Linked DNA regions of Homo sapiens: region 1 is linked to region 2. A link is a loop called in an ENCODE intact Hi-C map of the cell type or tissue named here. Cell type or tissue: Panc1. All regions are shown on one strand. Links, peaks and the distances in the headings refer to the core of each region. The heading gives the core; the rest is flanking DNA. Region 1 has its middle 89 kb from the start of PMAIP1. Region 2 has its middle 180 kb from the start of MC4R.

Evidence for each region. Peaks named below come from ENCODE experiments on the same cell type or tissue, not always from the same donor. Only the 100,000 strongest peaks of a DNase experiment are listed, where the experiment ranks them.
Region 1: a loop joins it to region 2, with 7 times the contacts of the local background. A loop is called at or near these places in 82 of 110 quality-filtered maps.

Annotation. Positions count from the first base shown.
Region 1 is chr18:59,985,985-59,991,377 of GRCh38, forward strand. No RefSeq gene overlaps it. Among named protein-coding and RNA genes, the nearest start is that of PMAIP1, 89 kb to the left of the region's middle. In Panc1, for the core only: CTCF peaks have their summits at 2,308 (motif pointing right) and 2,508; a DNase peak (open chromatin) is centred at 2,299.
Region 2 is chr18:60,546,750-60,552,142 of GRCh38, forward strand. No RefSeq gene overlaps it. Among named protein-coding and RNA genes, the nearest start is that of MC4R, 180 kb to the left of the region's middle. In Panc1, for the core only: CTCF peaks have their summits at 2,776 and 2,985; a DNase peak (open chromatin) is centred at 2,772; H3K27ac peaks cover 498 bases.

The DNA.
Region 1 (5,393 bases), core at 285-5,284, 560 kb before region 2:
GAGACTCCTGGTACTCCCTTGCAGTAATGAGTAGATTCGCCCGCAGGTAAAACAAAACCGAATCATCAAATTTGATGTAGTAGATTTGTATTGAGTCAATGAAGCTAAGCTGGAATGATAGTTCCCTGAATTCCCTTCCCTGCAGAGTTTCCTGCATAGTTAGTGTGGTCCAGAAGAGACACTGATGTACGAGATTTGGAAGGCGGAAGAGAAGCAGCAGCATGTTGCTTTTATGCTCAGAAGGTGGGTGCAGGGCCCGGGACCTGTTCTGCTCACGTGTGTGATTGCACCTCTGTTGGCCGCCCTGGGGACATGGGCAGCAGCTGGCCTCACAGCTGCTCCAGCTTCTGTGCCCAGGGAGTGTGTTTACCTTTGTGAGGACGAGTACCAGCAGGTCACGTTCCTCGCTGAAGTTGGGGGCACTGAGAGACTGAGGTGGGATTCGGCCTGGCCACGTATGTTCCACCTTGTCCTTGTAGGCCATGGTTTCTCCTTGCTTTTTCCTACTCACGCCCATCTTTTCTTCTTTAATGACAGACCCATTCCCTCCAGGGCCTGGATACAGAAACAAAAGCCCCGTAAACTGCTTAGTCAACTCCCACAGTTCTGTGGGGTCAAATCACTATAATGAATCCCACTCTTATGAGTTCTGCTTCTTTGCTGGAACCCTGATTGACACCGGGTGTGATAGCATTTTAGCCTTCAGCCATTGGTACTGAGTCCTCTTGAGAAGAGCGTTGTGTGTGCACATGTGTCTTATCAGGTATTGGTAGGAATTTAAAACATAGAGATGCTCATAGGCCAAGCAAATATTGCTCAGTTCCATTAAATAATCCCTGGAGCAATTTCTGGTCCTATCATGAGGGTCAATAAATAGAATGTTGGAGTTTTTGTTTCTTCTTTTCCTTTATCATCCTCTCTTTACTTTTCCAAGTTGCCTCCCACCCCCACTTTTGCCCCAGGTCTGTATTTTAATTAATTAGTCAAAATTTTCATTGAGTGCCTACTGTATCCATGCTGTATATGTGGGAATGTATCAGGCATTGTGCTGGGTACTATGGATAGAGTAGAGAACAAAATGGAAATAGCTTAATGTTGGTCCTCTTGGAGATAGGTGTGAAACAAACAAGTCAACACAGGGATACGTAATTGTAATTTCCAAAAGAACTATGGAGGAAAAGTTACCTACAAACATATCTAAGTTACCTTCTTGACACTCAAGGTTCCTTGGTACTATAGCCTGAATGTTTATATTCCCTCCAAATTCATAGGTTGAAACCAAAACCAGAGTGACAGTATTTGGAGGTGGGGCCATTGGGTAATGATTACGTCATGGTGGCGGAGCCCTCATAAATGGGATTGGTGGCCTTATAAAAGGGACTCTAGAGAGCTCCCTTGCCCTTCTGCCATGTGAGGACACAGTGAGAAGATGCTATGACCAGGAAGCAGGATCTTAACTGACATCGAATCTGCCTTAATCATGGACTTTCCAACCTCTAGAACTGTGAGAAATAAATTTCTGTTTTTTGGTAAGACACCCAGGCTATGGTACTCTGTTAGAGCAGCTGGAACAGCCTAAGATAACTGGTCTTATACAATATGTAGGAAAGGAGAATGTATAAGAATGGCTACCAGGAAAGGTATCTGCACATCAACATTTTTCAGTGTTTAGCAGCCCACAAGGTTGCAGTCTATATGGTACAAACAAAGCCCTGGAACCTTATACTCCCCAGCACAGTTATCTTGGAAACTTCTATCAAACTGAACTATATGAATCATACATTTATTTTTGTTTGACAATTCAGAGAATGTCTTCATATCTTTTCCTCCATTAGCGTTAGGTGATCATGTGAGCAACCCATTTCTCATAGGGCTAATTTATAAGTCTTGATTTATGTTATGCTAGATAACAAGTTTTAATTATAAATAGTAATAGAAAAAGCAGGTCTTTAATTTTGAACTGTCACATGACTTAGGTCACCATCCTCAGCTTTGTGGTAATCTACCATGCCCATCACCTTGTAAGGGATCGTAAGAAATTCATTCCCAACCTTGGTGCTCTTCACTTTCTCATTTTGTCCAAGCTTCTCAAGTTGTATTTTTTGTTCTGTAAATAATTTTCGTCAATATATTTTCTTAAAAAATATAAGGCCATTAAAAAAAAGACAAAGCAACACTCTAAACACAGCAATTATTTTTCTATCTTCAAATTAATTTCCAGTCGTTTTCACACAGGTACATATTTCTTACATAAATTAAGTAATTTGCAGTCTAGCTGAAGAAACATACAGGGAGAAGTTACTGCTGCTGTGCAGTAGATGGCGCCAGACACCAGGTTACTAATCAGCCTGTATTTAAATTAAACGTCTTTAAAATTGCTGAATAAATTTCATAAGTTTGATAACATCTTACTCATTTTAGTTGAGGAACATCAAATTGGCTTAGATTACATTTTTTGTCCAATTGTCATATAGTCCAAAGTTTAACATTTTAAAATGTCATATTGTGAAAAAGTGCTATTTATTTTGGGGAGAATTTTTAAGGGTTTTTTTAAAATTACACTTGTAGAAATTCTATAAATAAAAGTATGCTTAGAGGCAATTATTTTATGTGCTAAAAATTACACATTTATAGTGTTTAAAATACTTTTTGAATTATAGTAGTAAAAAATTGCCTGTTAGGCTGGGCACAGTGGATCATGCCTGTAATCCTAGCACTTCGGGAAGCTGAGGTGGGAGGATCGCTTGAACATAGGAGCCTGCAGTGAGCTATGGTTGTGCCACTGCAATCTAGCTTGGGCCACAGAAAAATACCCCATCTCAAAAAACAAAACAAAAAAATGCCTGTAATCTGTGTGTTGGTGAGGCTGATTTTACTAGCTCTTAAAAAAGGTTTTGTCTTTTATCACTATTCATCTTTTAATACTATTCTCAGGGAGTATTGTGTGTAATGGAGGTGTTGTAGGCAGATGAAATAAGGTGCTGACTTACTTTGTAGGTGGTTAATAGTTTCTTTTTGTAGCAACAACTCAGAATGGGGAGTTTTTAGGTGAATGTCAAGCTTTGGTAATTGAACAGAACCAATCCAGTAATTATTTCAAGTTAGCATTTTAGCCCATCAATGTAAATAATGCTGGATTAGCAACATGTTCCTGTTTTTTACATAATGGAACAGTGTTTCTGTTAGGTATGAATATCCTTGGAAAGTGATATTTTGCACATCTTTAAAAATGCGTGGCTTTATGCGTGAGCTTAGTTCTTAGCTTTATACACACAATATACATATTTCTATTTTGGGTAAAGTTAAAATAACCAAAATAATTAATTATTCTGGCCTTTTTATGTGGCCATTTGACTCTTTTAAGTGTGTTAAAATATTTGCTTTACAAGTAGCTGGTCTTTGCTTATGTTTAGATAAGTACCTGTGTTATTGCCCTGTTCATTTAGTAATCTAAAATTCTAAGCCAGGGGAGCCATCACCAGGTGATACGGTTTGGCTCGGTGTGCCCACCCAAATCTCATCTTGAATTATAATCCCCACATGTCAAAGGAGGGGCCTGGTGGGAGAGATGATTGAAAAATGGGGTTGGATTTCTCCCTTGCTGTTCTCATGATAGTGAGTGAATTCTCACAAGCGTTGATGGTGCTTCCCCCTTCGTGTACACTCTCTCTCTCCTGCTGCCATGTAAGGTGTGCCTTGCCTCCCATTCCATCATCACTGTAAGTTTCCTGAGGCCTCCCCAGCCATATGGGACTGTGAGTCAACTAAACCTTCTTTTTATAAATTACCCAGTCTCAGGTAGTTTTTTTATAGTAGTGCAGAAATGGACTAATACACCAGGGGTCTTATAGTTAGTTGTTTCTTAGTAGATATTCTCATTTATATCATGTGGGGATTCACTTTGGTACATAATTAAATTTCCAAGAAAACTGAAGCTTTTTTCTTAGCCAAATATATAAACTTAAAAAAATTTCTATTACTTGGAAATTTCTTAGACATCTTCTTCCAAATTACACTAAACATTTGACGATCTCTTTCTTAATGAGATGTTTTACTTTATAGTGCTAGTCATTATTTTATTTTTTGCTGCTTGCTTCTAAATGGAATATTCCTATGGAGTGGCTGTAATTCATCGTTTCTTGCATTTTATCATTTAGATAACCTAAATACAAAAAAATTATCAACCACTGTAGCATGGATATAGATATCAGAATGGATGCTAGCTGAAAACACCTGCCTGATCATACCAGCATCTCCTAGTTAAATATTGGCACCTCCATTTACTTCCTCTAGTCTGACTCTCTGTCCAACAAATGGCTTTCTGATGACTAATTTGGATCGCAGGTACTTTGATTGGTGGAAGAATATGCTCTGGAGATGGAATATAAATATTCTGGTTACCACTGTAAAGGTGCATCCCCCTTCACTGTAAATAAATGAGTTGGCATCCAATCTATTGGTGACATGAGAGTTTAGTAGCTGATCTGAAAAGCTGAGGATCAGCTACATTATGGCCAACCCTCCAAGCTGGGAGGCTCTTACAGAGAAACCAGCCCACCCTTCTCTGCTTGTCTTGTCCTGCTGTATCTTTCACATCTCTCCCTTTCACTCCAATGCTATCATCAGCAGAGAGTGAGAACATCTAAACAATGTTTTAATGTGGTCTCAACATTGACCACAAAAAAAAAAAAAAAGCCATTTGGGTTTTGGATAAGAGCCCAAGTTTTAAATCATTAAACTTCTCCATTTCAAAGTGAAGAAGTTTAATGATTTAGTCTCAGACTAGCATGATTGCTGATAGTATGAACTCTGCAATTAAACTTTGTGGATTCAAATATTAGCTTTCCCACTTACTAGACCTATGAGCCTGCTTTCTTCCCTGGAAAATGGGGATAACAAAAGTTCTTAATACAGAGACTTTTAGGAGCAATAAATACATTCAAGATTCCAAAATAGAACTTAGCATATCATCACTATTCAGTGAAGCTTCACCATAATTACCTTTGCTGACCTTGGTTGGGGTTTTAGCACTGCTCAAGTGCTAATCATTCCTTGTGGTAGTTATTTTAAAATTTTCACACTTTGCTCAAGCTTTTCTCTCTCCAATTCCATCCCTTTTTCCTGATTACCATGTCTCCTTCTTCACAGATAAAATATAAACGACTGAATGTAATCTTTCCCAGCATCCCATCATCTGTAGATTTTTTTGCCACATATCCTTTTAACTAAAGGATTGTTTCTCAATGTATGGTCACTAGACCAGTATCATCATCATCACCTGGGAAACTGTTAAATGGCAGATTCTGGGGCCTCATTGCAGACCTACTAAATCAGATTCTCTGGGGGTAGAATCCAGGGATCTATGATTTAACAGAATCTCCCAGGGAATGCTA
Region 2 (5,393 bases), core at 93-5,092:
CAAAGATATCTCTTACTCGAAATGCTTAGAGTACAACTTTTTTTTTGTCTTTCATATCGCTAATATTAACGAGAGTGATGTACATGGTGTATTTTTAAATGATTCCTTTTTAAAAATTATGTAATATTAAATGATAATTGAGCTACCACTAATTATGTAACCAATTTCACTTGCTGGATGAGGAGGTGTTTCTCATTTCTTGCCACTAGAAACATTTGTAACAGATGCCCTATAGATTTTGCACAGTGGAAAGGCATTATGTCCCTAGATATTTTTAACTGCAAATATTCTTTAGAGTACAAAGAAACAGAAAGAATGCGTAAGCCCAGTTTGAACTATAAAAACCAGGCAGGAGCAACAACAATCTCTCATGGAATCCAAGAATAAAAAATCTGTAGAATAGAAATAACTATAGTAATTGTATACATTTTGAGTGCTGATAGATACTATGCTATTTCCCAAAAACTGTAAAAATGAACAACAATGCGTAAGAAAAATCTAGTTACTTGGGAACAGAAAATGTGGCATGAAAAAGAGTAACAGGAAATGGCACTAAGTTTTATCACACGTATACTATGTACCAGTTACTTTCACTTAAATGAACAAGTTTAGTGTTCACAATGACCTTGGAGTTTATTCTCAGGAGGATGATACAGTCCACATTTTGGAGATGAGATAACTGCTCTAGGAAAGTTTTAAATTATTTCACAGGCCATGAGTAGTAGAAATGAGTTCTAACTCATTTCTGTCTGACTCTTAAGGCTTCCTCTTCCAAGGATTGATTCTGAGTTACTATTTGTAAAGGCTAATAAGGCTATATTTAAGATTTATAGTTTTACATTAAATGGGATGACCATACATCTTGCATGTCCAGGACAGTTCTGGTTTATGCCTGTCATAGTTTTTAATAGTGTCCCTTTCATTCTCAAAGTGTTTAAATAAAAGGTGAAATATTTGTCTTACTTAAAGAGGACCTTCCCAGGTAAATTTCCAGGGTACGAGGCCACTTACCTGATGAGAGAAGAGACTGTCACCAGGTGTGATCACAGAGGAAGAGTAAGGGGTGCCAAAAACAGAAATGTACGAATTCTGTTCCTGTTCCACTTTACTAAGTGTGTCTATTTCCTCCTGGGCTTGTGCCTTTGATTGGGAAGGGATTTTTTTTTTTTTTCCATTTTTTAGACGGAGTCTCACTCTGTCGCCAGGCTGGAGTGCAGTGGCTCAATGGCGTGATCTCGGCTCACTGCACCCTCTGACTCCCTGGTTCAAGCGATTCTCCTGCCTCAGCCTCCCGAGTAGCTGGGACTACAGGCAAGTGCCACCACGCCCAGCTAATTTTTGTATTTTCAGTAGAGACGGGGTTTCACCATGTTGGCCAGGATAGTCTTGATCTCCTGACCTCGTGATCCGCCGGCCTCGGTCTCCCAAGGGAAGGGATTTTACCTAAGCCTGAGATAAAGAAAAACTGGTCTGGGTTCTGGGGCTTTTGGACTTAGCCTACATGAGTGTAGCTCTCAGGTGTCTGGCAAGAGGTTGACACATCCTCACAAATAACTGTAGAGGATGATAGAACATGCTCTGTGGGAGAAATAAAAGAGAAATGATTGATTTCAGTGGAGCAAGAGAGAAGCTGTAGTTTATAGGTACCAGATGACTGGGAGCGATTGGGAATTTGTGCTGAATATTAATAGTTTGGTAGAATTTTGACTTGAGAAGGAACAGAGTTAAGAACACTCATCTCATTCAAAGGAGGACACTAGATTTCAAATATCTGCATCAAAAAATGAGTATTATGAACAAATTGAGGCCAATACATGCCATCCCCAGAATGGAAAAATGTATATCACCAAACTCTTTATAAATCTCGCCTACTGATTGTGTTAATAATTTGTTTTTTATACAGTTTTTATTATTTTCTAGTTGACAAATAAAAATTATATATATTATTTACAACATGTTTAAAAATATAAATACATTGTGAAATGGCTAAATCAAGCTAATTAACATATGCGTTACTGCACATGCCTATCATTTTTCACCTTAAAAAGGCATAGAAGCAGATAATGGAATGGTGGTTATCAGTGGCTTCAAAAAGAGAGGGGAGTGCCGGGCGCAGGCCTCACGCCTGTAATCTGAGCACTTCGGGAGGCCGAGGCAGGCAGATCAAGAGGTCAAGAGATCAAGACTATCCTGGCCAACATGGTGAAACCCATCTCTACTAAAAATACAAACATTAGCTGGGCGTGGTGACATGCTCCTGTAATCCCAGCTACTCGGGAGGCTGAGGCAGGAGAATCGCTTGAACCTGGGAGGCGGAGGTTGCAGTGAGCCGAGATCGCGCCACTGCACTTCAGCCTGGGAGACAGAGTGAGACTGTCTCAAAAAAAAAAAAAAAAAAAAAAAGAGGGGAGATTTGAATGTGTTGATCAAAGGGTACAAAATTTCAGACGGGAGGAATAAATTCAAAAGTCCTGTTGTACAACATGGTGACTGTAGCAATAATAACATATTTCATTCTTAAAAATTTCTAAGGAAGTGGATTTCAGGTTTTCTCATGACAAAATAATTTTATTATTTCACTATCCTGTTAAAAAAAATCCCTTTAAAAGTGATAATCTGATTTTCCTAAAATACACTGTAAGAGGAAAAAACAGTGTTTTGAATATCAAATTGTCAAAAAACACTTGATTTTTCTAGTCTAGTAAACAAAGTGAAAGCAACTGATTCTACTGAGTTAATTTCTTGAATTTCATCATCTGTAAGCTTCTTACACAGGATTGTAAATACAATAGCGCCCTCTATGGCTCATTCTCTGTGCAGAATTCCAGCATTTGAAACGAAGAAGGCAAAATTGTTCTTAGATTTATGACTGTTCTCAAAATAAAAAAGTAGTTATATAATCTTTTAATCTAAATTATGTAAATCTGAATATGTAATACTTTTAAAATAAATATATTTTCTGGTCTCCTAAGAAAATGAATGTCATAAATAGGGTCCTGGAAAAATTTTAAGGTGTATACATTACATTTAAATATTATTTAGATATTTCCAAAACTGCATTTGAATTACAAAAACAATTGGAGTTCTCTTCTTTAAAAATGTAATCTCTAAAGTTTGTCATGTGCTTAGAACTAATGGAACTAGATTTTCAGAAAGGTTCCTCTGATATTAAAATCTTTCTCTCTGAAACCAAGTCACTCTCCAGTTGCCAGCTGCTATTAGTACTCATTACTTAATATCTTAATCTATTTAGAAATACCATTCTTTTCTGGATGATTTCTCCTAGTAAAAGTGACATAGCTGTTTCATTTGACAGACTCCATTTTTTTAACAACAAATGTACTTCAAATATTTTGATTTTAAAGGATTTTGATGTGTGATTAAGAGACATGTTAAGCAAAACCAATTCAGTTAGTTCCGAACTTGGTGAATTTTCATTGTGGCCGAATCTATATGTATCAACAGTTTCCATTAGATGTGAGACTTTTTTCTCAGCTTTAGAGACATTGTTTTCATAGCAAAACCTTCAATTCTTACAGAAGCAGTTCAGAGGCGTAAATGAATTTAGGAAAACAAAAAGAGATAATGGATTCACTCCAGATTATTATTATTAAGTGCTTAATATATATCACTGCTTCTCTGGGAACTGGAGCCACAGAAGTGAATAAGCTTAGAACATCATAGCTCTCATGGGGAGGTGAGAGGGGGGTGTCCAGACAATCAACAGATCAAGAATGAAATTGATTTTGTACTTTCCAATACTTTTGAGTGTCCTGAGGAGTTCAAACATAGTGGCATGACAGAGAATGATGGGGTTAGGATAGTTGGGAGTAGGCACTTTAGATTGGATGCTGTTAGAAGACAATTCTGAGATGAGGAGATAGAAATACTCAGTGTTACATCAGGACTATTAGTGTGGAATTATTTCAGTATAATTTTTGTTATTCTCTGCTCCACAGGATAAAAGCCAGGAAGCAGTGGACACCGATATGAGGAAAACTTAAGATTATAAATGGTTGTTATTTTTAATATTTTACCATTGGATTTAACATTTAATAATTCTTTGGAGACATATAGATTTTAAAAAGGAAAGAAAAAAACAAATGCCAACATTTACTGCCTTTTTTTTTTTTTTTTTTTTTTGACATGGAGTCTCTCACTCTGTCTCCAAGGCTGGAGTGCAGTGGTGTGATCTCGGCTCACTGTAACCTCCGACTCCCAGGTTCAAGTGATTCTCCTGTGTCAACCTCCAGAGTAGCTGGGACTACAGGTGCATGCCACTATGCCCAGCTAATTTTTGTATTTTTAGTAGACACAGGGTTTCACCATATGGGTCAAGCTGGTCTTGAACTCCTGACCTTGTGATGTGCCCACATTGGCCTCCCAAAGTGCTGGGATTACAGGCGTGAGCCATGGCACCCGGTCTCATTTACTGCTTTTTGAAGAGTTGAACTAATTAAATACTCTGAAAGTGAAAGTATCAGATTTCTCCCATTGGAATCTAATATAACATGACTCTCAAAATTTTTTAAAGTATAAATCTAACCCTGAATACTTATTCTTTTGTCCATGAAAGATTATCAAATATTTTATTTACCTTGTACATATAAATTAATAAAAGTAAAGATACAATATGTGAAACCACATACATATTTAACAAAAGCAAGTGCAGACTATTACTGTGGAGAAAATGGAAGCAATGTGAGCCTATGGTTTGCTTGGTTTCCTGCTTAGAGGTGATCTGAATTGCAGACATAGGAAGAAAGCACTTAAACATTGCTCAGAAACTTCACTAAATAAAAGAGAAGGAAATTAGTGTTTGGGGAAGCTGAGGTAGCTAGAAATCTTGACAAGGAGTCTCACGATAGAGTGAGGTGCTCAGCAGAAAAAAAAAATAAAGAAATCTGCATAAATTCTCTGGGAGTAGTAGGCCATACATACGTAACTTGAAACTGCACCAGGATAGACAAAGAACTCACACAGGGTAGAGAAATATTTGAGGTCCCACCAGCTGAAGTGGAGAATACATAGTGATCATTTAGTATTTAGTTATAGTGTTGATTATATTTAGAACGATGGCTACTCTAAACCTGCCCTACCAAAGCTTTAAAAACAGATCCCAAAGGCATCAAACTAATACACAAGTAGATTAATGATCCAAAAAAACAAAACCAGACATTCCGTAAAGAAAACAAAAATGTAATATTCAGAACATCTTGGATCCAATTATTACTGGACATCCTAGGAAACAGAAAAATATAACTCAGGCCGGGCGTGGTGGCTCATGCCTGTAATACCAGCACTTTGGGAGGCCCAGGTGGGTAGATCACAAGGTCAGGAGTTCAAGACCAGCCTGACCAACATGGTGACACCCCATCTCTACTAAAAATACA